5 separate regions of the Mus musculus genome follow, and all the other regions are linked to region 4. The links are chromatin loops, found by intact Hi-C in ENCODE. Cell type or tissue: heart. All regions are shown on one strand.

Evidence for each region. Peaks named below come from ENCODE experiments on the same cell type or tissue, not always from the same donor. Only the 100,000 strongest peaks of a DNase experiment are listed, where the experiment ranks them.
Region 1: it touches region 4 in a loop (2.5-fold over the local background); 2 of 42 quality-filtered maps call a loop at or near these places.
Region 2: it touches region 4 in a loop (2.5-fold over the local background); 2 of 42 quality-filtered maps call a loop at or near these places.
Region 3: it touches region 4 in a loop (2.6-fold over the local background); 5 of 42 quality-filtered maps call a loop at or near these places.
Region 5: a loop joins it to region 4, with 2.0 times the contacts of the local background. A loop is called at or near these places in 4 of 42 quality-filtered maps.

What each region holds. Positions count from the first base shown.
Region 1 is chr14:76,729,844-76,734,843 of GRCm38, forward strand. No RefSeq gene overlaps it. Among named protein-coding and RNA genes, the nearest start is that of 4930431P22Rik, 28 kb to the right of the region's middle. In heart, a CTCF peak has its summit at 2,098; a DNase peak (open chromatin) is centred at 1,988; H3K27ac peaks cover 2,937 bases.
Region 2 is chr14:76,707,040-76,712,039 of GRCm38, forward strand. No RefSeq gene overlaps it. Among named protein-coding and RNA genes, the nearest start is that of 1700105F02Rik, 32 kb to the left of the region's middle. In heart, no CTCF peak of the experiment used is centred here; a DNase peak (open chromatin) is centred at 1,972; H3K27ac peaks cover 1,446 bases.
Region 3 is chr14:76,679,426-76,684,425 of GRCm38, forward strand. It overlaps 1700108F19Rik (RIKEN cDNA 1700108F19 gene), which reads left to right. Exons shown (of 5, transcript NR_015485.1): 3 at 30-173; 4 at 701-895. Among named protein-coding and RNA genes, the nearest start is that of 1700105F02Rik, 4.3 kb to the left of the region's middle. In heart, no CTCF peak of the experiment used is centred here; DNase peaks (open chromatin) are centred at 2,326 and 2,786; H3K27ac peaks cover 1,482 bases.
Region 4 is chr14:76,873,772-76,878,771 of GRCm38, forward strand. No RefSeq gene overlaps it. Among named protein-coding and RNA genes, the nearest start is that of Gm30365, 39 kb to the left of the region's middle. In heart, a CTCF peak has its summit at 2,423 (motif pointing left); no DNase peak of the experiment used is centred here; H3K27ac peaks cover 2,352 bases.
Region 5 is chr14:76,698,040-76,703,039 of GRCm38, forward strand. No RefSeq gene overlaps it. Among named protein-coding and RNA genes, the nearest start is that of 1700105F02Rik, 23 kb to the left of the region's middle. In heart, CTCF peaks have their summits at 2,867 and 3,069; no DNase peak of the experiment used is centred here; H3K27ac peaks cover 4,034 bases.

The DNA of each region.
Region 1 (5,000 bases), 140 kb before region 4:
GAATTGAACCTCACACATGCTAAGCAATTGTTCCACCAATGGCAGATCCTCAGGCCTCTTTGTGACTTTCTGAGACAGGGTCTCACTGACTATTCAGAACAGGCTTGAGCTCATGCTGCAGCCAGAGCAGGTCTCCAGTTTGTGGCTGTCCTTGCTTCTACCTCTGAAGAAGCTGGGATTGCACATTTGCCTCACCGGGCCTGGCTCACAATGTTTCTTACATTATGGGTTATTTTCTTCCTTCCTTCCTTCCTTCCTTCCTTCCTTCCTTCCTTCCTTCCTTCCTCCCTCCCTCCCTCCCTCCCTCCCTCCCTTCCTTCCTTCCTTTCTATCTTTTTCTTTCTTTTCTAGACAGGGTTTCTCTGTATAGCCCTGGCTGTCCTGGAACTCACTCTGTAGACCAGGCTGGCCTCGAACTCAGAAATCTGCCTGCCTCTGCCTCCTGAGTGCTGGGATTAAAGGCATGCACCACCACTGCCTGGCAGTTATTTTATTTCTTAAGAGCAAAATAACAATTGTAGGCAAAGCACACTAGGCTGACGTAACTAAACAGGGCTGACCTGGAACACAGAGGCTGTTCTATGGAATCCTCCAGAATCCTGTAAACCAAGAGACAGCATGGCAGGGTGGATAGCTGGCACGGAAGGTTCTCAGTCGGGCACCAGCATCTGCAGAGGGGTACCTAGCATCATCGTGTTGTCCACGAGATCATTTTTCTTTTCTTTTTTAAAAGATGAAGTGTGGAGAATGCAGGAAGGCTGGGAATATCACACAGGATTCACTCTCCTCTATGAACAAAGCATAAGGCGGCTGTGGGGCGAAGCCCACCGCCAACCCTCAGGAATCCTGTGTCTCCCTTCTCAGCAGACTCCATCCTGGTGGGACTCTGAGCATGATAACTGCTCCAGCTCAAGTCTCTCATACACAGGCTGCTCGAGGGACCACCTGGGCCAAGGTGTGTCCACCCTGAAGTGCCGGTCAGGTTCAATGCCTGTTTTCAACGCTTCTGTGCGAATGCATGTCTCTATGTTTGATGGCCAGTTTAATAGTTTTTAGCACAGGGGAAGGGGGCTGATAATTCCTCATTTGACGCCATAGTCACCAGGAGAACCTAACAGTCTGATATTTTCCAGATGCCCATATGTGGTGAAGAGGGCACTGCTTTCTCTCTCCCTCAGACTAGAATCTTCTTTAGAGGTTTTTTTTTTTTTTTTTTTTTTTTTTGGTCCCTGCTGGCCTCTTTCAATTGCCTCGTACAACACTGGTTTAAAACTAAACGCAAGAAACACGTAGAGTGACTCCACACAGCTAAAACGTGTGATGTCTTGGCTCTTGTATTCCTGGGAGACCAGAGAAACTATACCTCACATTTTTCCTCTGTACAATGGGACTAGAAACAACACCGCCCACCATGGTAGGCGCACTGAGCTGAGACCAGTATTTGACTTGTCTCATTTACTAGCGATGCCTTGACTTCCTGTTGAAGAGTTAGTGCAACCTCACCTCTTTCTGTCAACACCATTTAGGAGACTGATAAAAAGAAAATTGCTAGGAAGGTTTTCTGGAAAGTTCTATTTATAGAGAGACACCTAAATGGACAAAGAGGGTTAACTATAAATAGCCTCCTTTGCATGTGAGGGTGAGACCTGTGCTGGTACCTATGTGACCTTCCCCTTCCCAAAGGACTTCATACTCTTGTTTGTTCTGTGACAACACAAGCCATACCCCGTGTAAAGTATTTGACACAAACTGAATCCGGGAGCTTCCTGCCAGGCAGCTACTGTCGCCTCCCATCACTGGATGTTATTTACTCCAGCTGAGTAGGCGTACAATACGTGCTATGTAAATTAATAGCAGTAGGTACAACAGTCTGGGAGTTGCACAGGACCTCAGTTCGGGAGAGAGGTTATTTCGCAATCATTTCCCATAAACCTTCCCCTCCCACTTCCAAGTGTGAAGTGTGTGTCTGTCAACGAATCATCCCACTTGCCACGCCACGCCAGGTCTGGCAGGGCAGAGGCAGCCACCCGGCCAGTCTCTATCTCTGGATTTGGCAGCTTGACACCATCTGGCGGAATCCTATGAGGAGGCTGCCTGTGATGCATCTCTGGGTCCTTCATGGCCCAGCTTCCCTCCCACACCAAGATCTTGCCACCAGGAGAGCTTTGGCAATTGAGCTAGGTGGTCCTCTTTCTTCCATTACGCCTCTTCCTCACTGCCTCAGCCCCTCAGTTTTTTGTTTTGTTTTTGTTTGTTTATTTGTTTGTTTTTTTACAAGCTCTACCCAATGAGTTCCGAGGGCTAAAGCCTCATCTCAACTCGTGGAAGATAGCAGCCTCTCCTCCCAGACCTGTGTTTGGCAGTTGTTCTGTGGTTAGGCTAACATGTAGCTTCCGTGGCTTGCAATACTACATAGGTTTCTACACACATGACAGAGGTCCTAGCATTCCTAGCCAGATCCTCACGGGTGTGGTACACTCAACCATTCACAAGTAACTTCTGTGTCCCAGAGTTTTCAAACATCCTGAAAAGACCCAGCTCAGGGAGGGGGCAGGAGGTGGCCCACCGCTTTCTCCCATGTTTGCTTCCCATTTGTTTTGAAGAACTGGGGTTCCTACCCTGATATTTACTCCTGTGCCCCAATTTGGCGTCCGTCTCATCCTTCTGCCCCCCAGGAAGGCTCTTCTAAGAAGGGGCAGGCTGAGTGTGGAAGTGAGTATTCACTGTGATGACTGGCTTGCTCAAAAAAGCAGCCTTGCAGGCCACACTGAGACGCTACTCAGCCAGCCTTGGGAGACAAAGACGATGAGAGTCATAGACAAAGAACATTCTAGATGGAGCTCTGAGAGGCTGTCATGGTCTCAGGATTGGATTACTTCATTTGCTGCTTCTCTCTAGAGAAGTCTCTCTAGAGTCTCTCAGACTCTTATGTGTTAGAGACCTGTTTCTTCCCCTTCTTCTTCCCCTTCCTCCTTCTCCTCCTCCTCCTCCTCCTCCTTCTTCTTCTTCTTCTTCTTCTTCTTCTTCTTCTTCTCTTCTTCCTCTCCCCCCCCCCCCCCCAGTCTCTGGAAGAACAGTCAGTGCTCTCAACTACTGAACCATCTCTCTAGCCTCACTTCCACAGTTCAGCAGAGCAAGCAGCTCCTTGGACATGATTTGAATCAAATACCTTGTACCTTGCATGGCTTGTATTGTCACAGAACAAGCAGGAATGTGAAGTCCCTTGGGGGATGGTGGGAGAGGGCCACAGTGTTGACTATGAAGGTCTTACCTGCACATGCAGAGGAGGCAATTTATAATTACTGTCTTTGGCCATTTAATGGTGTCATTATAAATAGAACTTTCCAGAAAAAAAACTTGCAGAATTTTTTTTTTTTTTAAATCGGTCTCCTAAATGTCATTGACTGACAGAAGGGTGAGTTTATATTAACCTTTTACCAGAAGTTAGGCCATGGCTGGCAAATGAAACAAGTGAGGTGTTAATGAGGTTGGGAGGTGAACGCCCCATCCAACAGAATGATATGTGCTTTATGTGGACTCTTTCACCAAACACCTGTCTCCTCCCCCACTCACAGTGAGTGGCTTTGGCAAAGAGACTGGATAATTCAGGTAAGACATGTTTGTATTCTGGTTGCTAAGGAGATGGCAAACCTGTTTGCTTAGCTCAAAGCATAGGCGTATTAGGTAAGAGCGCTGCCCTTTAGATCTGGGACCATTACTAAATCTCTGCATTTCTTTTCTCGAGGCATGCCGAGTCTATTTGTGGCATGTTCCACTTCCTCAGATTTCCCCTGTCTCCATCAGCTTTTACACCTGCAAAAATGCTGGCATGAAAAAATGAAATCCAAGGGAGACTTGCCTGTCTTCGCTAGTCGCAGAAAATCAGACAGCACCCAGCAAGGAGAGAATTCACAGCTTGCTCTGCTCCTAGTACTAGAACCGTGAGATGGGCAGGGATTCCCTCATCCCAGGGGATTAGTGACCCCCAAAGGACAAGTGACCGAAGTAGAGAGAAGCGGCTGCAGAAGGGTTATGTGAAAGGAGATTGGGAGCCCACGAAGACCATGCTGGCCTTGAGAGGAAAGAAAAACTGAAGCATAGATGTTGGTTTCATAAGAGACCCGTTGGATGGTGGCTATTCATGTCCAAGAGCGACAAACGCAAAAGTTGGGCCTGGGTGGGAGAGTACACAAGATGTGGTTAAACACATCACTAAGGTTCCTTTAAAGCCACTTACTGGATGGACGATGTGTCTGGCAGGATGGAAGGAAGCTGGGGGATTCAGCAACTGCTCTGTTTTTCCTGGGAGTATACTTTATGTAGCCTGCCAACTAACAAATCCTTATAGAGCCACGACTAAGTGTGGGCACTGGGCATCCAAACTCCAGCCCTCATGTCTGCATGGCAAGCCTTTTCCCAGCCATATGTGAACATTCCCCAGGCATGCTCAGCTTTAGACACAAATGAGACGGACAGCACAAGACCAGGCTCTGTTTCCTCAGCTCTGTCCCCCACCCACAGGGCTTTAGTCCTTTTTTAGTCACCTGGGCCGTGCTCCTATATCTGAGAATTCCTAGGCTGCATCCCCTCAAGTTCTGTGGCCAGTTTAACTGTTCAGCTGTGGGTCACAGCACCGATGTCAGCCGTCTGTTCTCTTAGGGTCCCACAGAGGTGGTCAGATGAGAATCTACTTACTAATAAATCAAGTTGTAAGCAACAGAACAGTTCCTTCTTTAGATCACACACCAACCACAAAATTGCATAGAGATGAGGCTGTGACGACTCCACCCTGCCCTGTCTTTGCTTTTAGAGTATCATCTCCTGGAGAATACAGTCTTAGGGAGTGTGTGTGTGTGTGTGTGTGTGTGTGTGTGTGTGTGTGTGTTCCTCTGAGTGTGTGCATGCATATATGTGTCCAGAGGTCAATGCTGACTGTCTTCCCTGTGCTATTTTCACCTTATGTATTGAGACAGGGTCTCTTACTGACTTTAAACTCACTG
Region 2 (5,000 bases), 170 kb before region 4:
GGAAGATTATATTTATCATTCTCATGTTGTAAATACAAAGACTTAGGCTTAAAGTTCAAATACAAATGATGTAGCCATTGGTAAGATGTGCACTGTCTGGTAAATAACCCCTCACCTATGCTATTGTAAGTGAAACTCATTGGGTCACACTCGAGACATGGAAGTTTAAGGACTGGCTGGTAAGAAGGAAGGACCAATGGAAGTGAGAGAGGCACAAGAAAGTGTAAGAGATGGGTTAAATATAATCAATATAAGTGTGTAACAGTCTCACAGTGGAATCTGTTATTTATAGTTAATAAATGCTGTGGTGGTTTGAATATGCTTGGCCCAGGGAATGGCACTATTAAGAGGTGTGGCCTTGTTGGAGGAAGTGTGTCACTGTGGGGGTGGGCAGTGAGACCTTCCTCCTAACCAGGTGGGAGCCAGTCTTCTCCTAGCAGCCTTCAGATGAAGATGGAGAACTCTAAGCTCCTCCCTTACTGTGCCTGCCTGGATGCTGCCATGCTCCCACCTTGATGATAATGGACTGAGCTTCTAAACCTGTAAGCCAGTACCAATTAAATGTTGTCCTTATAAGAGTTGCCTTGGTCATGGTGTCTGTTCACAGCAGTAAAACCCTAACTAAGAGTTATATTATGCTAACAAAAATATTTTAGAATGACCAAACACCATGTTTACAACATGGCACTGCTAGGATGGAGTTCAAGCTTTTAGTCATTACAGTGTGCCACCTTCAATGATGCCCTTGACGTGTCTGCAAAGGATGATTTCTTCTTTCATTGGTGCCTTTGGTTTGAAGAAAGAATGCTTTCTGTAGGATCTAGGGTGCTAGTTCTAAAATATTATGAAAGCCCCCCTTTTGTTAGTTTATAGCACTCCTCACTGGCCGCCTCCAACCCCTCCTTCTTCTGGAAATAAATTCACTTTGCCTAGCAACGCATCACATGACATAACCAAGGTACAGGTGCAGTGGTTGGCTCAGACAGCAGCAAGTGATTTAACCAAATCACCGAGCCAATCACAGCTCTTCACCTTTGCAGCTGAAGGTGGCAGGGAAGTCTACATAAGCAATAAATCACTCTTTCAATTTTTATGTGCATGTATTGGCTTCAGTTATTTCAGGCTGGGTTTTCGAGAAGGATCCAGGCTGATGAAAAATGCATCTCTCAGTTCTCTGTTTTTGTACCTTTGTAGTCCCCAGTGGCTTCAGCTAGGGGAAGACCAAGAAGCTTGTTCCAGGGCAAACAAAAGAGTGAGATGGAGATGGGAAGGGTCCCCACGGGCAACACCCTCAGTCAGTATTTGGGAACAGTCAAGAAAAGCTTTAGTCTTCTTGCTCCAAATATTTGTTTAAATATGGCAAGACATTTTGCCAGGCAGGACTTGCTGCAGAAGACCCTGCCCTGCCCAGATGGAGGAGAGGTCAGAGGATTGAGGAGTCTTACTTTAGACTTTACAAAATGTTACCCCTTGGGCATTTCTGTTTGCATAGATTTTCTATATTGGTGTGCATATTTTTCGAGAGAAAAGTTTCTTCTTTGTGAACGCCCCACTAACCACCCTAGGGGGACCTATAATAAAAATACCAGTTTGTTTTTCTAACTGGGGGCTTGTGTTCAACACACACACACACACAAAAAATTGAGCTACAAGTAAATCACGCTCTGATCTTGAAGGATAAAATAAACACCGAGCAAATGCAGAGCTATGTTTTGTCGGAGCCAAATAGAACATGATGTTCAGAAGTTTCCAATGCGTTCCAAAATTAGAAGAGATCTTAGCCAAATGCATACTCGAGTCCCATTAGGAGTCTTATCGTTTGAACTCCCTTCTGTATATTTCTCTGCTTTACTCGTCCCAGTGGCTCCCAGGAGACCGCAGGGCCTCTCTCCATGTGTTTTGGAGCTGCCCCAGGACTGATCAGTTTTCTTTAGCTATTGGCAAACTGTGCCCCAGTTAGGATGGAAAGAGAGCATCAGAAACCTAGTCAGTGATCTCAGACTGGAAGGCCCACTTCCAGCCGCGATTCTTCTAGGAAGCCCAGCTGTTGCCACTGCATGTGCGCAGCGGGTAGTCAGCCCAGTCTGGCTCCGTGTTTACTCTCAGAAGCATTTGGTTAGGGAAGTCTTCATCAGCACTAAATGACTCTTTCAATGTTTATGTGCATGTATTGGCTTCAGGTGCCAGGTCTAATGCATTCACAGATCTGGTTAACCTGTGAAGGTCGCAGGAAAGGCTCCCTGGATCAAGCATTCTATACAATGTTCTGTTTCTGATTTAGAAGCGGTCTTTGGCAGGTCCTTTGGTTCAGGTGTGAGTTGGGGGCGTCTATCAGGAAGTTGTTAAAGGCACCCCCATGGTTGGTGGTCAGCCAATCAGTGTCAAGCAAGGATAGGCGTGTACTTGCTGAGTTACCTTCTCAGAGGTCAAGGGTACCAAATTCACAATAACATGGATTTGAATTTCCTTCCCTCCCCTTTCCCCCAATTCCTCCCTTTAAGTTTCTCTTTCTTTTCTATGTGCCTCTAAGAATAAGCCTTCATCTTACTTAGTTCTGCCCACTCATAAATTAGAATGTAGAAGCTAAAGCTAGCGAGTGCCGTCTTTATAGACTGCACACATTCTGACCTCTCCATTTCGGCTCACTCCAGGTCTTCCCTGTGGAATGCTTCTCCCCACTCCCCAAATGCCATTCATTTCATTTCTCAAGCCCATCTCAAGCCTCGGACCCTCTGCTCAGCATCACCCTGTCAACGATTTCAGCCCACTTTGGTTGCTTGTCTCTCTTATCTTGATCTCTACCATCCCAGAATGAGTACGGCATGAATATTAATTCTTTCATTCCTTTCATCTATAATCCATGACCTCACCAAAGCATCTTGCAGCCATGAAACATAGTTCAGATTCTTTCTCTTATTTTTGTCTCTCTTGAGATTTGAGTGACAGATACTTGACATCGACTCAAAGTTTATTATAATTTAATAAATGATGTACAAAATTTATGTACTAATAATTAGAGAATCTTATTGAGGTAACTTGAATAAGACTGGAATAGATCCTAAGTATTCTTATTGTGCCCATAAGAAGTAATGATGTGAGGCCGTGGATGTATCAATTAGCCTGACGATAGCAATGGTTTCAACTGTGTGTTTATATCAAAACATTGCATTTTACTGCTTGAGTATATATTGCTTATTTATTTTCATTTCTGGTTTGTGTGTGTGTGTGTGTGTGTGTGTGTGTGTACAGATGCACATGTGCATGGAGACCAAATGTTAAGAGCATTGAATGTCTTCTTCTATTGTTCCTTACAAACATGACCTCTTATTGAACTTGGCACTCACTGATTGACTAGACAGACTATCTGCCAGTGACCCTGCTGTATCCACCTCCCAGCGCTGGGATTATAGTCATGTGCTGCCATGCCTGGCTTTTTATAAGGGTGCTTAGGTCCTCTTGCTTACACCCCAACCCCCCGCCCTCCCCCACCCCCCCGCAAGCCATCTCCTCAGCAGCTAAAGTTTATAATTTTTGTTTGTTGTTTATGCCTCAGTATATCTGGAAGAAAGGCCTAAGTAGATGAAAGGGGAGCTCACACTCACAGATTTGACAACCATGTGTCAGGGTAACAAAGTGGGAAAGGACAAGATTTCATAAGTAGCATGTGCAATTACTGAACAATATTGTAGCTGATATTTAACGTCAATCTGACTAGACTGAGAGATGTCTGGGAGATTTGCGAAGGGTGCTCCTGGGTGTGTCTGTGAGAGGCTTTCGAGAGGAGGGGAAGCAAAGGCTCAGCACCTGTCTTGAATGCAGTGGCGCCGTGCAGTGCATCAGAAGTAGTAGAAGGAGGAGGATGTCTACCAGAGCAAGCATTCCTCCTGTTTGCTTCTTGTTCCTCTAGGGTTGGAACTTTACCCCATTATGCCTTTCTACAGTTTGGGTCTGCCTCACCCCAGGCCTAGAAACAACAACCAGCCAACCATGAACTGAAAATCAAAAAGAAATCCATCCTTCCTTAAGTTGATTGTCTCAAACTAACACAAACATAAAAAGTGAAAAATTAGGCTATTAAAAATGAGAATCATGGGGCTGGAGAAATGGCTCAGGGTCATTGACTCTTCTTCCTAGAGGATCCGGGTTCGAACTCCAGCACCAACATGGCAGCTCACAACTGTCTATAACTCTCTCATACAGACATATGTGCAGGTAAAACACTGAGACACATAAAATAAAAGTATGTTTTTTTAAAAAAAATTGTAAGGATCACTATCAAAAGAAAACATCAAAGTTTAAAGAAATGGAGTCATAGATTATGCAAAGTCATTAAAAATCATGCATCACTAAAAGGGTGTGCAAGCAATTTTATAAAGATGTCTTAGAAATTAATAAGAAAAGGATCACACGAGGAAAAAAATGTGAAAAGACATGTAGAGGTAGTTTCCAAAGAACTCTGGCTGGTCAGGAAACACAGGGAAAGATGCCCTGCCTTCATTCCTCATCAGGAAAATGCAACTTCCCTCGAGTGTATACGATCCAGCAACCAGAGTGACTAAAAGACAAAGCACTGGTTCGAGCTCCTCGCCATCGCCTGTTCAGCAGACTGACTCAGAGAGCTGCTTTGTAGATGCCACTTAGCTTTGAACAAAGAGCACATCTCCATCAGCAACATTCTCCTCGTTATCTCCAAACTGTAGCTCGCCTCCCACCTTAGGTACAGCTTGTAAGTCTCTGGGCGATGACGGTCTTACCAGACCTTGCATTTTAATCATGTTCTCCTTCTATTCCCACAATTCCCACCTTCTAATTACCACATGGCAAGGCAGCCTGGGATGCTAACTGAGTACAGGAGAGGGGCTCAAGGGTAATTAATTAATTAATTAATCATAGTGGGTTAATTACAAGATTCAGGAAAATAGTAGCAGCTAACTGCAGCTGGATTGGCCTTTGCTTATCCCCTCTGTGAGTGGAGTAGAAGACCACCCTATTAACCCAAA
Region 3 (5,000 bases), 190 kb before region 4:
GTGGCTAACTTTCTGTCTTTTCTACTGAGGAACTTGTTGGCGTCTGACAGAGCATCTCAGATTTCTTACATAAAATGTGGAATTGTCAATAGTCAGATGCATCAGTGGCCAAGGCTATGGTGTGCAGTTTCTATCAGCGTGTACAGGACATCCTGCCTGGTTTTGGCCTCAAGGTAAGTTGGCAATAGTTTGGAAGAAGGTGCTATTCCATAGAGCTCTGAGACGGTGTCATTGGTGGTACAAAAGAAACCACTTCTTGTAGCCGGGCAATGGTAGCTCACACCTTTAGTCCCAGCACTTGGGAGGCAGAGACAGGCGGATTTCTGAGTTCGAGGCCAGCCTGGTCTACAGAGTGAGTTCCAGGTCAGCCAGGGCTACACAGAGAAACCCTGTCTTGAAAAAAAGAAGAAGAAGAAGAAGAAGAAGAAGAAGAAGAAGAAGAAGAAGAAGAAGAAGAAGAAGAAGCCACTTCTTTCAGGACATTTCTTCAGGGTTGTTTCTTTGTTGATGAGTGAAATTAGGCAGTAGTTCTACCCACCCTTCACCCCAAAATCCCTGATAGATTTTAGTGTTTGTTTGTTTGTTTGTTTGTTTTTCTCATGGAGAGGAATGACAGAGAATGGCTAGGGGGGACTTGTGTACTTTACCTGTCAGACGTTTCCTCCTAGTATGATGTGACATGATCTCTTTCCTCTCTCAGGAAGCAATGGTGAGATTTCGTAGCTCATCGTCTCCTGGTTGGAGCAAAGGGTGCCAAACAGAGGTCAAGCTCGGGCCACAGGGAAACTGGGAAAATACGTTCATTGCCATGTGCGAGGAGTCCAGTGGATTTCAGAAATCTTCTGTGTCTTCTTATAGGATACAGTGACAGCCCCTTACTGGAAGAACATTTTAGGTAATCCCCACGACAGGGTGACATACACTGATGTTGGAGCATTTAAATAAAAAGAGTCTCACTGTGTAGATAAAGACGTTTGCTTCCAATGAAAACTGAGAGTGGAGAGAACCACTTAAATCACGCAAGGACTCTACTCTTGTCTCATTGCTATCCTCCAGACTCACCCCACCCCCCAGTTCCCAATGGCTGAAACAAACCCAGAGTGTACTGAGGAGAACAGAGTCTAGCAGAATTTGTATTTAGACTTTCGATACTGACCACCAGCGTGGACTAGGCCTTTCCTAGCCACTCCCTCTGTCTATGCCAGCTCTAGGTGTCTAAATCCTTGCTTTACATTAGGGGAGCTGAGGCAAAGGGAGATGATAGACTTGGTTCAAGATCCCAGAACACCAGACAACGGCCAGATCAGTTTTGGATCCTGGTCAGTTGAAGGCTAATGGTGGTATCTTTGACTGTAGAGTCATACAATCTTTGAATTATCTTTGCCACAGTATGCATTTAAATGTAGGTATGTATTTCAATGCTATAATGGCGGCAGGGAGATGAGAGGGCTGGAGAGGACTTCAGCTCGGATGGAATTGATTTTCTTACGTCCAGGCTTAGAGAAGTGCAGCCGAAGAATTTCTAAAGAAACACAGCGTCTCTCAATCCATCAGACTATTAAACAACAATGGGCCCCTAATAAATGAGAATTTCCCCAGGAATCTCCTACCGGAAGGAAAAGTTCAACTGTGAACAAGAGATTTCATTCAATTTTAACAACATGTCAGATCACCAGTGGAGGCTCAGACAGGGATGGGTCAGCGGCGGGTAAGACCACACCTTGATCCGACGACTTAAGTGTGACTGTCCTTAACCCTCTTTAAACTTGAATCTGACTTCAGGACTCCAAAGACAGACTTGGCGCATCACTGAATCTCTGTTCCTTTCCCAAATTGGCCATATGGAGAAAATATCCCACTTTTTGCTCTCTCTCCACTATTAATTTGGCTCTTTTACTTGGTTTATTGATGATGGGTGGCTGAACCCGACTTGGGGAGCAGGCTCTAAGCTCAAGTTCAATCACAGTAGGACCCTTAACTGGGATCAGGACTGGAGGCTCAGACTCGGGTGATGAATGCAGAAAGAGATGCCCGGGCCTCCTGGAAGTTGGAATGTGTAGCATTATTACTGAAAAGCAAATATGATGGGCATACACACAGCAGCCCAACTATAGTCCTCTGACTTCTTGTTGGAGATGAGGAGAATTGAGAGTCCAGAAGCTAGTGTGCAATGATTGTTAAACAGCTCTAGTAAAGCTAGCTCCTGGGGCCAGAGGCTCAGCTCCTGCCTCAAACTTGCCTAGAGATCTGGGCATGAGTTTGGCTTAGGAGATGAACGACTTCCAGCTGTTCTCTGTCAGCCCAAGGCAGTGTCAGAGCCTGGGATCTGTCTGGACTTTGCAACCCTGGAAGGCTTTGCTGCAGACCAGAGAGCTGCCAGGAGGCCCCAGAAATGCCTGAGAACAAAGAGGCGGTAAACACACACGCTGAAACCTTTTACCAACTGGCTGTGGCCCAAACCAAAATGAGAAATGAATTGCTGAGGTAAGCAACTCTCTCTCTCTCTCTCTCTCTCTCTCTCTCTCTCTGTGTGTGTGTGTGTGTGTGTGTGTGTGTGTGTGTGTATCCTGAGTTGTTGGGAAAGAAAACCCTGTATTAAATAGGAATGTTTAGTTTGGACCATTGAAAGCTGTGGACGAGTGAATACAGCAAATTTGGTTTCTACAAATTTTTCTACTGAAAAATTGTTCAGACGAGGTTGAGAAATATTGGCAGCTCATCTCTTATACATGGAAGAGAGGAAGCCAAGTGTTTGCACAAGTCAAGGGTGTGTTTTCAGAAGAGCGAAGGTCACAGTCACAGTTAGAGGAATGCTTCTTGCTATTGCTATCCTATTTATCTAGCTTAGTTGATGACACGGAGGCTGGCAGGCACTCGATGTGACTTTCTTTTTTTTTTTTTTTTCAAGACAGGGTTTCTCTGTAGAGCCCTGGCTGTCCTGAAACTCACTTTGTAGACCAGGCTGGCCTCGAACTCGGAAATCTGCCTGCCTCTGCCTCCCAAGTGCTGGGATTAAAGGCGTGCACCACTACCACCCGGCTTCACTGTGACTTTTAAACAGCACTGTTTTCTTCGCCCTTATTGGACATAGAAAGAAGCTGATGTTGAGGTTACATAGGTAATTTGTTCAAAGTCACACTGTCAGATTCTGAACTCAAGTTTCTCTGAGGAGATCTGATCTAGCAAATTCCAGGCTGCGTCAGCTGTTCTTTCTATGTCAAATGAAACATCCTTGGCCATTTCAGTGTTCATCAAGAGGATGTGGAAATGATTGTATTCTCAAGTATTCACCTTTGTCATCAGTGTTAAACCTTGAACTTAGGTCTTGGTGCAAGCTAGGCAAACATTTTTCTAATGAGCTATATTTTTGACCCATTTATTTATATTTATTTCATTTAATATTATTTATTCTTCACAGGTTTACATAATGTCCGTTTATTGTGTGTCTCCCCCTCATCTCTCTTATCTTGTCCCCATCATGAGTCACTCCTTCTGAGCAAGTCTTCCTCCTCCTCTTGTCTTCGGTGTGTACATGTGTACATGTGTCTTTGGTGTGTACATGTGTCTTCGGTGTGTACATGTGTACTTGCATGAACATGTGTGAGAGGTTATTTACCTCAGAAAGGGCAACTTACCAGGACTGTGTCACTGGCAAGGAGATTCTTCCCTCTCCCAGGAACCATCAATGATTCAGAGGTCCTGGGGGGCTCCCAGGAGTTCCACCAAGCCATGTCCTGAGGGATTCAGTCTGTTACAATATTCATGTGATGCCCAAAAGTCACTGTTTCATAGTGCTCCTTCCCATCCCTTTCCTCTTATCTTTGGCCTGTTTCATGTTCTTCTGTTTCCCAAACATGGGATCTAGATGTCCCGCTTAGGACTAAACCCTTGGGAGCCACTTAATCTCAGCCTCGAGTCTGCGTCAATAGTTACCTGTTACCTACAGCAACAGAACCTTTTCTGACCAGAGCTGACAGCATCCCTAATCTATGGGCATAAGCATAAACATTTGACTGTATGTACACTTAACAAAACAACAGTAGTCAGTTCCCCTCCCTCAGGGTCTATGGCTTCCCCAGTCAAGGACTTCTAACTAGGTTAACAGTACCAGGCATGGATTGGCCACTGTGCAGCCGGCCTCAAATCCTGTCAGGAGGCAGTTACCCCCATGCATGGCAGGCTTACCACTTTTGCACTAGTACAAACATTTTGCTTGCCCTCTTATTTTTATTTTTAGTCTTGAGACAAGGTCTCACTTATTTTGCACAGGCTGGCCTTCAACTCACTTGGTAGCCTAGGCAGACTTTGAACTTACAGTATTTCTATCTCTGTGGTGATTTGAATATGCTTGGCCCAGGGAGTGGCACTATTAGGAAGTGTCACCTTGTTGGAGTAGGTATGACCTTGTTGGAGGAAGTGTGCTACTGTGGGGTGGGCTTTGAAACCCTCCTCCTAGCTAGTGTGGGAGCTAGTCCTCTTCTGTTTGACTTCGGAACATGAGATGTAGAACTCTCAGCTCCTCTAGTGCCATGCCTGTCTGGATGCTGCCATGCTTCCTACCTTGATGATAATTGACTGAACCTCTGAACCTGTAAGCTAGCCTCAATTAAACGTTGTCCTTTATGAGGGTTGTCTCAGTTATGGTGCCTGTTCACAACAATGGAAACCCTAACTAAAACACCCCCAAAGCTTGACTTACAGGACCACATCAACTAACATAGATAATGTCTTGTTTTAATCAGATTTCAGCTAAGTGTGGCACTCAAGATGATCCAGGTGGCACAAGCTGGGTCCTATCTCTAGATCTTTAATGCTTTTCCTTTTCTTATTGTTCTCTTTGGTAAGATAAATATGATGCCATCGCTCTTGACCCCTTATGTATTAAGACTCAGTAAATTCATGCATATACTTAAGATGTAAGCTCTTTACCTATGTTGCTACTTGTGGCTTTTCTGATTTTTGCATTGATGTCAGGCCAAGCATCTGTGGTTTTTAATTGG
Region 4 (5,000 bases):
AACGGGGGATGGTTCAGGCCAGCATCCTAATTTTGCAGATGAGAAAACTGAACCCCAGAGCAGCTGGGAGGCTCTCAGTCTCACAGCTGGCTGCGGCCCAGCTGGGGCATGAATTTGTTTCCTTGGTTTCCTGACATTCTTTCTCCTCAGCTATACTTCCTCCTTGAAGAAGTGATGAGAGTCTCTGATACTTTTAAGTCTGTTGTTGGCATTTCTTTGGGAACCATGCAATGGTAGGTGTTAGGCGGTGGACATACATATAACCACTCGTTATTTATTTAACCTCACACCCATTGTAGACAGCAGAGAACCGAAGGACTGAGTAATGACATCCACAACCGCAACACCCACAACTACAACAGCACTGATGGGGCTGTGCTTCGCAATACAGCTCTCAATACAGGCAGGTATCTGAGGGACAAATGGGAGTCGCAGGAAAAGGAGCTCTGGTTCCTTCCCTCAGTTGGCATGGCAGCTCACGTCAAGTACAGTGGCGTTGTATCTGCCTATCGCCCAAGTTCCCCTACTAAAAAAATGCAAACAGTCAAACCAAGACAAAGAAAATGATTCAATAATGATGGCTGCTTGTCCCATGCTGATCAGTCAAACTGAGAAACAAATCAATTCAGGTCTGGCAGAAGTCCCCGAATGCTGCCGCTTTTCTTGTTATTTTGTTTTGTTTCTTGTTTTTTTGTTTGTTTTTGTTTTTGTTTTTGTTTTTTGTTTTTTTGGTTTTTTGTCTAGTCTTTTTAAACTTTGAATTTCTTCTGTGGCTCTTCATTCCTGCCCAGGGAAGCTGCTTGAATCTTGTTATCCCCATATCCTTTTTCAAGTTCTCCCAGTATTATTTAGTGCATAGGACTGAACACAAGGGACGGCTCCATAATTCCTTCCACAGTCAGCTCCAACCTTTCTTTCTACAGATGCTTCGTTCAGACAGCCTCGTCCAGGAATCAGGTCAGAGCCGTACCAGAGCTTGGCTGCTTCTCTGGAAATGCGGAGTGAACCACAGGATTTTTAGCAGAGCCTGTTTCAGCCAGTGATTGGAAATGATGAAGTGCTTTCAAGATCAGCATCTCAGATCACTCGTTTATGGTTGGCCTAGAAATGAATCATTTATTTTAGGTCTGGGCCTTAAGGGGAAAAAAAAAAAGCAAAATCAAAGCTTGGATGCTTTGTTTTCATGGTTCTCCTTATATCAGGCAAGGAGAAGAGGGAGGGCACTGTGGGCTTTAGTGGGAACGGCAACACAGCACTATTTCCCTTCCTTTGTTGGTAACATTTTCCTAGCTGCATCCACTTCCATTTTATGACTCAATTTACTGTGTTTAAAATTACACCACATTCTTCCTGCTATGCTTAGGTCAACTATACGTACTGTGTATACAGTGGGAAATTCTTCCTCACAGTGCTGGAGAGTGCTATGGCCTTTGTATTTGTGTCCTTGTTGCCATGGTGACCAGAAAAGGTTAAAGCCAGGGCCTTAGAGAGTAGAGTGGCTAAGCAAATAGCTATGACTCGGTGTGCACCTCAAGATGAGGATTAAAATGTCCTACAACCGCTGTCATAAAATTCACTTTCCATTTCTCTCGTGTGGGTTATTGCCTGATATACATATTCTCAAAACCATCTCACTCCACTTGGCCCTTCCTCTGTAAGGTACAGCTTCATGGCCATGTCTCTCTGACGATAACCTCTGCAAATCCAGGAGCAAAGCTTTATATCCACATGTGAAGAAGACACACCGATGAGAATATCAACAAGCCAGCCTATCTTCTTTGTGCCCTCCACTTTAAATCCATTTAGATGAGAATAATAAAGCATCACCCCTGTTTGTTTAAGAGGTTGCTAAATAAACTTGGGCAATGCTTAATAACACGGACTGTGTTAAACATTTACCAGCTGTGAGCACACAGACTCGCCTTTATGTTGGGCAATGATCCCCAGAGCCCCAACTCAATATTTCTTTATATACTTTAGCTGCCCTTGAGTTGAACTTAAAGGGCTTGTTTCAAAATTAACTTTGCATATAGGTAGAGAATGTCACACTTGCCAGGCCCAGGGCTGTCACAGCATGAAGAAAAGAGACCATTTTCTATTTCTAGTTTCAGGTTCAAAAGTAGGCTCGGGAAAGAACCTTCATTAAGTACTTTCCTGTCCCCTCTGCCCATTGCACAAGAGTAACAGTATATCCAGGCCCTTCAATTCATTGTTGAACTTTTAACTTACTTAGTACCTAAGTTTTCCACCATCTTGGTTTTTTTGCAATATATTTTCATGCTGCCAATATAATGGACATTAAGTCATAGGTTTACATTTAGGTGCTTATTTCCTGCTTTTAATGTAACTTCATACTTACTACATTAGCAAATCAAAAATATTTTAGCTTCTATCCTGGCCCCTGTTCTGCCATCTGGTGGACAAATGAGGAAGGGATGGGGATTAAATAATAGACACGTAGTTTTTCCTTTATGGGACCTGTAAGTGCGTCTATCAGCAAGTGTTTAGGGGGTGTTATTCATCAAACGGTGCCCAGGAAGGCACACAATCAAATGTCCTACTCTAGGGAATAACCGGTCCATTCGGTTCCTAGGAAGACTATGACCGGTTATGGAATCGACAGCCTCTTGTCTGGGTTAACAGAACAGTCAGTAAAATGCTTGCCTTACAAAGAGGGCCCTGACTTTAATACCTAAAACCCGTTAAAAAAAATAGCTCAGCATAGTGGCTTAGATGCCTACTAGTGTGGGGGAAGAGAGACAAGTGGCTCCCAGAGGCTCGATGATCAGCCAACCTAGCATGCTTGGTGCCTTCTAGGCCAGGAAGGCACCCTATATCAAAAACAAAACAAAACAAAACAAAACAAATAAAACCCCTTGTATTATGTAAAGGTGGATGGCACCTGGGTAGCAGACTCTCCAGACTGCCCTCTGGCTCCCCCATATAACCCTGCACACATTCAGTCTTCATACACCTTAACACCAACACACACAAACACAGAAAATCAAGGGAGAAAAGGGTTCCAACATTAGAGCTACAAAAAGGGTGACTTTCACTCACTTTAGTAGGGGGTCTAATGACATTGCACCCCTGACTACAGATGCTTTTCTAAGTAATATGGGGGTGGGTGGGAAGGAAAGACAAGAACAAGGGGAGAGAATATTTTGCATTAAGAGGAGAAAAAAATTGAGCACATTAGTATTCCTTAAACTACTGTAAAGTCAATCTCTCTCTCTCTCTCTCTCTCTCTCTCTCTCTCTCTCTCTCTCTCTCTCTCTCTCTCTCCCCCTCTCGCCCCCCTCTCATTAGATTTAGGACCTTGGACATGTTCAGTGAGCATTCTACAATTCTGAAGGATCTCTTTATGAGAAAATTATCCCTGTGCACACCCACCTTTTTATCAAATTTATTATTGTGTGATATGTAATATCCAACCTGTTACCAGTTTGGGGAAAGGGTTAGCCCTTCTCAAGTGAGCTTGAGTAAGCTTGGTGAAATGTCCCATGGGTAACCAAACCTGAATTCCCATCTCCTTCCCAAACTCATAAAGCAGAGACAGCTAGTTCATGCAGGCAACCTCATGGCTGCTAACTATCCCGTATATTCTGTGAGTATTGTGTATGCAGCATGAGTTTGGCTGAAAACACTACAGGGCAAAGGACATGCTGTTTGTGTTAAGAATAACTCGGAGCTCTTGGTTTGGTCCACTGCCATATGCCCTTTGATTTTACAGAGACATTGAAATTTGATGAAGGTACATCGTCAAATTCCAGAATCATTACTCATGGATAGTAAAAAAAAAAAAGTGGTGATATAGCTGCTACACTTCAATGGGGCCCCGGAAATTCCATCCCTGCTTCCTGACTCCTTCACTTAGCATCCTCTTGGCCATAGCTCAAGTGCACATTCGGTCAGAAATAACCTAGGCTTAAAGAGGGGGTGTGAACTCCATGTTTAACATTGCTGATTATAATAATCAATGGGATATTTTGACTACCTTGATATGGGATGCTTTTCTAAACAACATGAAAATTTCTGTTGGTCAAAAATAGACTTTAAAATTATAGCCTCTATGCTTTGTAGTGGTTTCTCTACAGCATTTCCCTCACCCCCATGCCCTCCCCCAGATTCTCAGCCACATGGCAATATGAAAAGCCAATGCATTTTCTTAGTTGACTCCAAAAAAAAAAAAAAAAAAAAAACAAAAAACAAAAAACCAAAAAAAAAACCAAAAAAATTGTGTTGTTTAGTTTCTTGTTTCTTGTTTTTTCTTTGTTGTTGTTGTTGTTGTTGAGTGTCCACAAGGGATCTCAAGCAGTATTTGGCCCATAAGTGATATGCTTTGATCTTTAATTAGAGTGGCCTGAAGCCACTAGGCATTTCTCAATATTGGATAAACTTTTGTTTTATTGAAGTTGATAAGATAGTAATTAAAATATTCCTAAATAATAAAGCATAACACTTGAGAGATGAAGAATTACAAATGAGTGAAAGCCAAACACAGGCACTGAGAGATAGGAACCCAAACAATAGCTTATCCTGTCCCTGTTTCCAGTTTTAATAAATAAAACATCAAAATCATTCCTTAGAAATCTGCTCAGCAACAAGATGGGACTGTGGGTCACAGCTGGTGACATAGGGTGTTTGACCTTTAGTGCCAGGGCCCAGTGATTATGCTGGTGATAGACACGGGACTAACAAAAGGTTGGGCAGCATGAACGCAAGCAGAAAATAATGTGCACATTTATTGAGCCAAATTTACCAGCTCTAAGAATGAATGAGTATCTGTATCTATAGATATAGATACATACACACATATACACATCCCCTGGGTAAGCAGTGATTTCATTTGAAAGATGTAGTAGTTTGGGGTAATCAATAGAGGGGGTTATAATGTGTTATAGTTTAAAATACCTCTGAAATTTTAGGGGTACATTATGCAGACTTATGAATGTAGAATGATTAATCTTGATTGCAAACATAAAGGATTTTAAAATGAG
Region 5 (5,000 bases), 180 kb before region 4:
GTACACTGGCTCCCTCTCTCCTTCTTCCTCCTTCACCTCTCTGATTCCAGGAACTCTTCCCATTCGGGGCCTCATACTAATTGCTTCCTGTGGTAACACTGCCTTCCTCTTGCTCGATAAGGGCGGAGCCTCCATCTCTTGGGGACCTCGTGTGTTTCTGCATCCTGGAAAGGTGGAAACTGTGTGTCCCCCACGCTAGCTCAAGGACAAGAGGCACAGAGTGCAGTCAAGGGGAGAATTTGGCTCCCAGTGTCTAAACACGCCAATCCAAGCCTTCTGCGTGACTGTGCCTGCAAATCTCAGCTTTCACTGCACATTTTAGACTACCCAGTTCTATTACTCCCTTCTCCTCTCCTGTTGGCCTCAGAGGATCTTCCAGTCCATTCAAGAGAAACAGTTTTAATTAAGCATCGCTGTGAACTTGATCATCTTTAAGTCTCTGATTTCTCACGGGAAGCTGGGGGATAAGCTGGGGTGGAGCTCGGTGGAGGGGGTTAGTTCTCAAGGCCGTGGTCAGAAGACAAAAAAACGTTGGCAGAGCTATGTCCTGCCAAAAATGGAGGAGTCCAAATGAAAATCAACATTGATGAAAGGAGGGCAGCTCACCTCACCGTGACGTTAGTACCCTAGGCTGGCACGCTCATGTAAGTCCAGATAGGAAATAAACAACATCCCAAGGGTTCCAGTAAGAAAAGGATGACAGCCTTGGAGCACAGCTGCAGCCACTTTCTGGGATTAGACTCTGCTGGTGCCTTTGGCCTTGGTTCCTCCCACCCCCAGTGCTATTTGATCCCTACAGCTTTGCTTCCACTGGGTTCAAGTACATGCTTGCAGGCTTCTCTTTGCCCAGCAAGTAAACAAACCTCCAATGACAAAGGAAAACACTGGCCTGGTGCAGGGTTTCAAGGCAGGAGGCCTGAGATGGGGATTTCCCTGTTTGTTATGACAGGAGCCCTGCTCTCCCCATAGGGTTGAGAGGAACGGGAATAAGGTTGAAAAGCCTTGAGTCAGGCCCAGAGAATTTCAGTTTCAACATCGCCTCAGCCAGCAGGTGCTTAATCATTCTAATTACCTTCAACACAAAGGTCATGGCTGAAGTAAATGATTATCTGCTGGCTGCTTCGCTTAGTGTACTACATCTTTGCTTAGCATATGGAGAAGGACTTTACTGTACTGTGCTTTGTTTCTATGGGATGGTTACCACAGTCAGTGGTGGGTCTGTAGCTGGCTGCCCTTGAGGGCCTGTATGGACAGCCCCATAGAGGATGGAAGGTGGCACAGGCTGCGCAGGGTAGCTTGCTATTCAAGGGTAAGTGCATGTAAGGTGGTGTAATCTTGCCCAAGTCCAAGGCTCCCTGGGTTCTTACCGTACTCAAGGAGAAGGAAGGAAAAAAGGAAGGAGGGAGGGAGGGAGGGAGGGAGGACACAGGACTACTGGAAAGACCTCTTTACACCATGGTTTTGTACCAAGGGTCTTGGGTACAACTGGCTGTGTCACTCCTCAGAACCTAGGAACAGCATGTGCAACCCCCGGAAGATGTCAGCTTGCTCCCTGAGGAAACAGCTTGGTCAAGAGTCATTCAGAAGAGGAGGCCTTGCAGCCTCTTCTCTAAGCTACGCAGAAGGCTGAAGGATAACAAATTCAAAAGGATAAAGTTTGATGCCGATCTAGGCAACTTTGTGAAGCCTTGCCTCAAAAAAAAAAAATCCCCCCAAAACAAAACAAAACAAAAAAACCACCACCACCAAGAAGAATCTCAGTGGTTGATTGATTGGTTGATTGATTACCTGTTACGTACACGATCTGAGGCCTAATCTATATAGTATGGCACAAACAGAATAAGCAGTGACAACAAAACACCAGAAGCTTCCCTCCTTAGTGACAGGGGAAGGAGAGTATCAAAGATTACCAACTCTGATCTAGAGTGAACTCTGAAATTTAATCACTTTATTTTCAATATGAATAAGTGTTGAGCATAATTTGTTGGGGACTATGTTTAAGGGGGATGAGGAGAATGGGGGATGGGTTGATAGAAATGTCAAATGCAGTCTGATACTTTCTTCCCCTCCTTTTTTTTCTGTGTGGGACTCATTTGGTATATACATATACTGTCTATGTATTTCATATATATATATATATATATATATATATATACTATCTAATATATAAATATACTAGATAGTATCTACACATACGTATTCTACTCATGTCTACACATCATATTACTCTCCTCAGCAACCCAAACCACATGTTGTGTTAGTCATCTTCCTATCGCAATAATTTTTTTGAAATTATTAGTAAAACACCATTTCAGATGTTTGACTCCAGCATGAATGCATCCAGTTGCCTTAGTCCTGTGGTGAGACAGTATATCATGGTGGGAGCATGTGACTGAACAGAAGAACCACAAAGAAATGAATGTGAGGGAGGTTCCCTGGCGTCTCCTAAGGACACACCCCCAGCTCCCACCTCCTAAAGGCTCTACTACGCCCTAATCTCATGGCCCTGTCATCAGGCTTCTGCCTCATCTGGAGATCAACTTTTTCACATGGACCTTTGGGATGACTTAAGACAAAAATCCAGAAAATAGCCACTTTAGTTAACTTCCCATTATACATTATAGTATAATACACTGTGTTGAATATTTACTCCTTGCTAGTCTCTTTAAAGCATCACAATTTTAAAGAGGAAAATGATAGAAAAGTGATATACCCTTTCATTGATACATCATGACTTCTTTTTAGGTTTAAACAGTTGAGATCCATAAGCCCTTCGTTGTTCACAGCAGGGCATGTATGCTATTTAGAAAACTCCTCTAGGTTTGTGGTCCAAAGTGTCAAAATTTTCTAAGTGGTGGTTTGACTGAAATTGGCCCCCTACAGGCTCACAGGGAGTGGCACTATTGGGAGGTGTGGCCTTGTTGAAAGAAGTGGGTGGGCTTTGGGGTTTGGGGGACCCAAGGCAGTCCCAGTATCACCCTCTCTTCCTGTTGCCTGCAGATCTGTGTGTAGAACTCTCAGCTCCCTCTCCAGCACTGTGTCTGCCTGCGGGGCCGCTATGCTTCCTGTCATGATGACAGGGGACTAAACCTCTAAACTATGAGCCAGTCCTGATTAAATGCTTTTCTTTATGAGAGTTGCTGTGACCATGGTGTCTCTTCATAGCAATAGAAACCCTAACTAAGACAGTCAGAATGATGGATATTCTGGCTTATATTTTTGTATGATTGGTAAGGGAGGAGTCTCACAGACTATCTACCACTGTGGTGACCTCAAATATAGGTGATCTTTCATTCCCCATATATTCCCAGGGCCAAATTGTCTATTGCACACATGTCATGGTAGACTGTGTGCCTTTGTATCACGATGCTGCATGAGTTGGCCCTTAAGTTAGAGTATTTCTAGAAGCAATGCCTATGAATAGCAGTAACTTATCAATGTTCAGAGGTGACTGAAAGCCAACTAAATATATCCCCTTAAACCCAAGCTAAATATGCCAACTCAACTTTACCTCAGCACTGTTCCAAAAATACTGTAGAAAGTCTCTGCCCAGGGTGTGGGAAGCAGGAGGGGGTGGGGTGGGAATGGAAGAGAGTCTTACCACCATTACAATCAGAGCATCCTGGTTTTGCAAAGTTTTCAAAGCTTATGTGACTATGGGCTCGACAGCCTACCCTTTATTGAGAGATACATTCTTGGACTTTTATAGATACCAAAATGCATGATGCTCAAGTCTCTTCTTAGATACAGCAGCACAGCCTCTGTATGTAATCTATACAATCCTTGCTGCTAAATCATCTCTTGACTACGTACCATTCCCGACACAGTGCCTGCCCACACATCACTTCATTAGGTTGCATTTGTCATAGAACCTGGCATACAACAAATTCAAGTTTTGCTTTTTGATTCAGTTCAACTTTCAGAATCTGGTTTCTGAATCTGTGGTTGCAGACACCAGCTACTGTGCCCGTTTGAAAACCGAGCATGGTGCTCGCCTGCTGTTAGTGGGAAGGAACAGAAAAATTAATCTATAAAATATAACAAAGATGGATGAATGATCAAAGTCAAGGCTGCCGTCAGTCCTGCTGTGTCAAGGGCATCTCTCTGTTCCAGATCGAGTCTCAGGGAGCAGTCAGGCAGTTGGCTTAAGACTGGAGAGATTAGAAGTTTAGTTTTCATGTTTGTGAGGCTTTTCAAAAGCAAGTGAAGGAAGTGAAAACAAGAAGCCAGAGCACACAAGCAACCACACAAAAGGAACTTCTCCATCAGGCCTCCGGGTGTGTCCATTGCTTTGGCAGTTCCATGTGCTGCTCCTGGAGAGAACACTCCACTGAATCTGAGATTTGTTGGTTGGTTTCTAAGGTCCCTTTATGGCAATTCCTTCTTCCCTCCCTCCCTCCCTCCCTCCCTCCCTCCCTCCCTCCCTCCCTCCCTTTTTTCTGAGTGTCCCTTGATATCCTGAGCTGGGACAAGGTTTCCTGCTCATTTCCTCATCCTCTGGGGCCCTGGTATTCTGTTCCTGCATCGCTGCAATGACTGTGCACCAACTGTGCTACTGATAGCTGTGCGCGCCGCCGTATTGCCATAGAGCAGGGGACACGGTGGCAGACAAGATGGACACATCTTCTCTCCTCGCAGAGCTTCCATGATAGTTGATGAGGCAAACGGCCAACGAGAGGAGAAAGAATAATGTATGCTTGCCAGAGTGTGACTTATGCTGCAGAGGTCGAGAAACCAGGGAAGGGAGGGGGATTGGAAGGGGCAGCAATTTCAAGAATGTGATGTCAAGAATGTGGGAAGAGGACACTGGGTCTACATAGGAGGGGAGGATAAAGCTGTCAAACATCTGAGTAACTGTAGAGTCCCAGACACCCAGAGAAACTGGCAAGCCAGTGTCTGTAATGAAGTGTGAGAGGTGGAGAGAGGCAAGAGAGAAATACTCTCACGGACCCTGGTGAGGATGATTGATTAGAGCTGACTCTTACTCCTAAGTTAGCGCT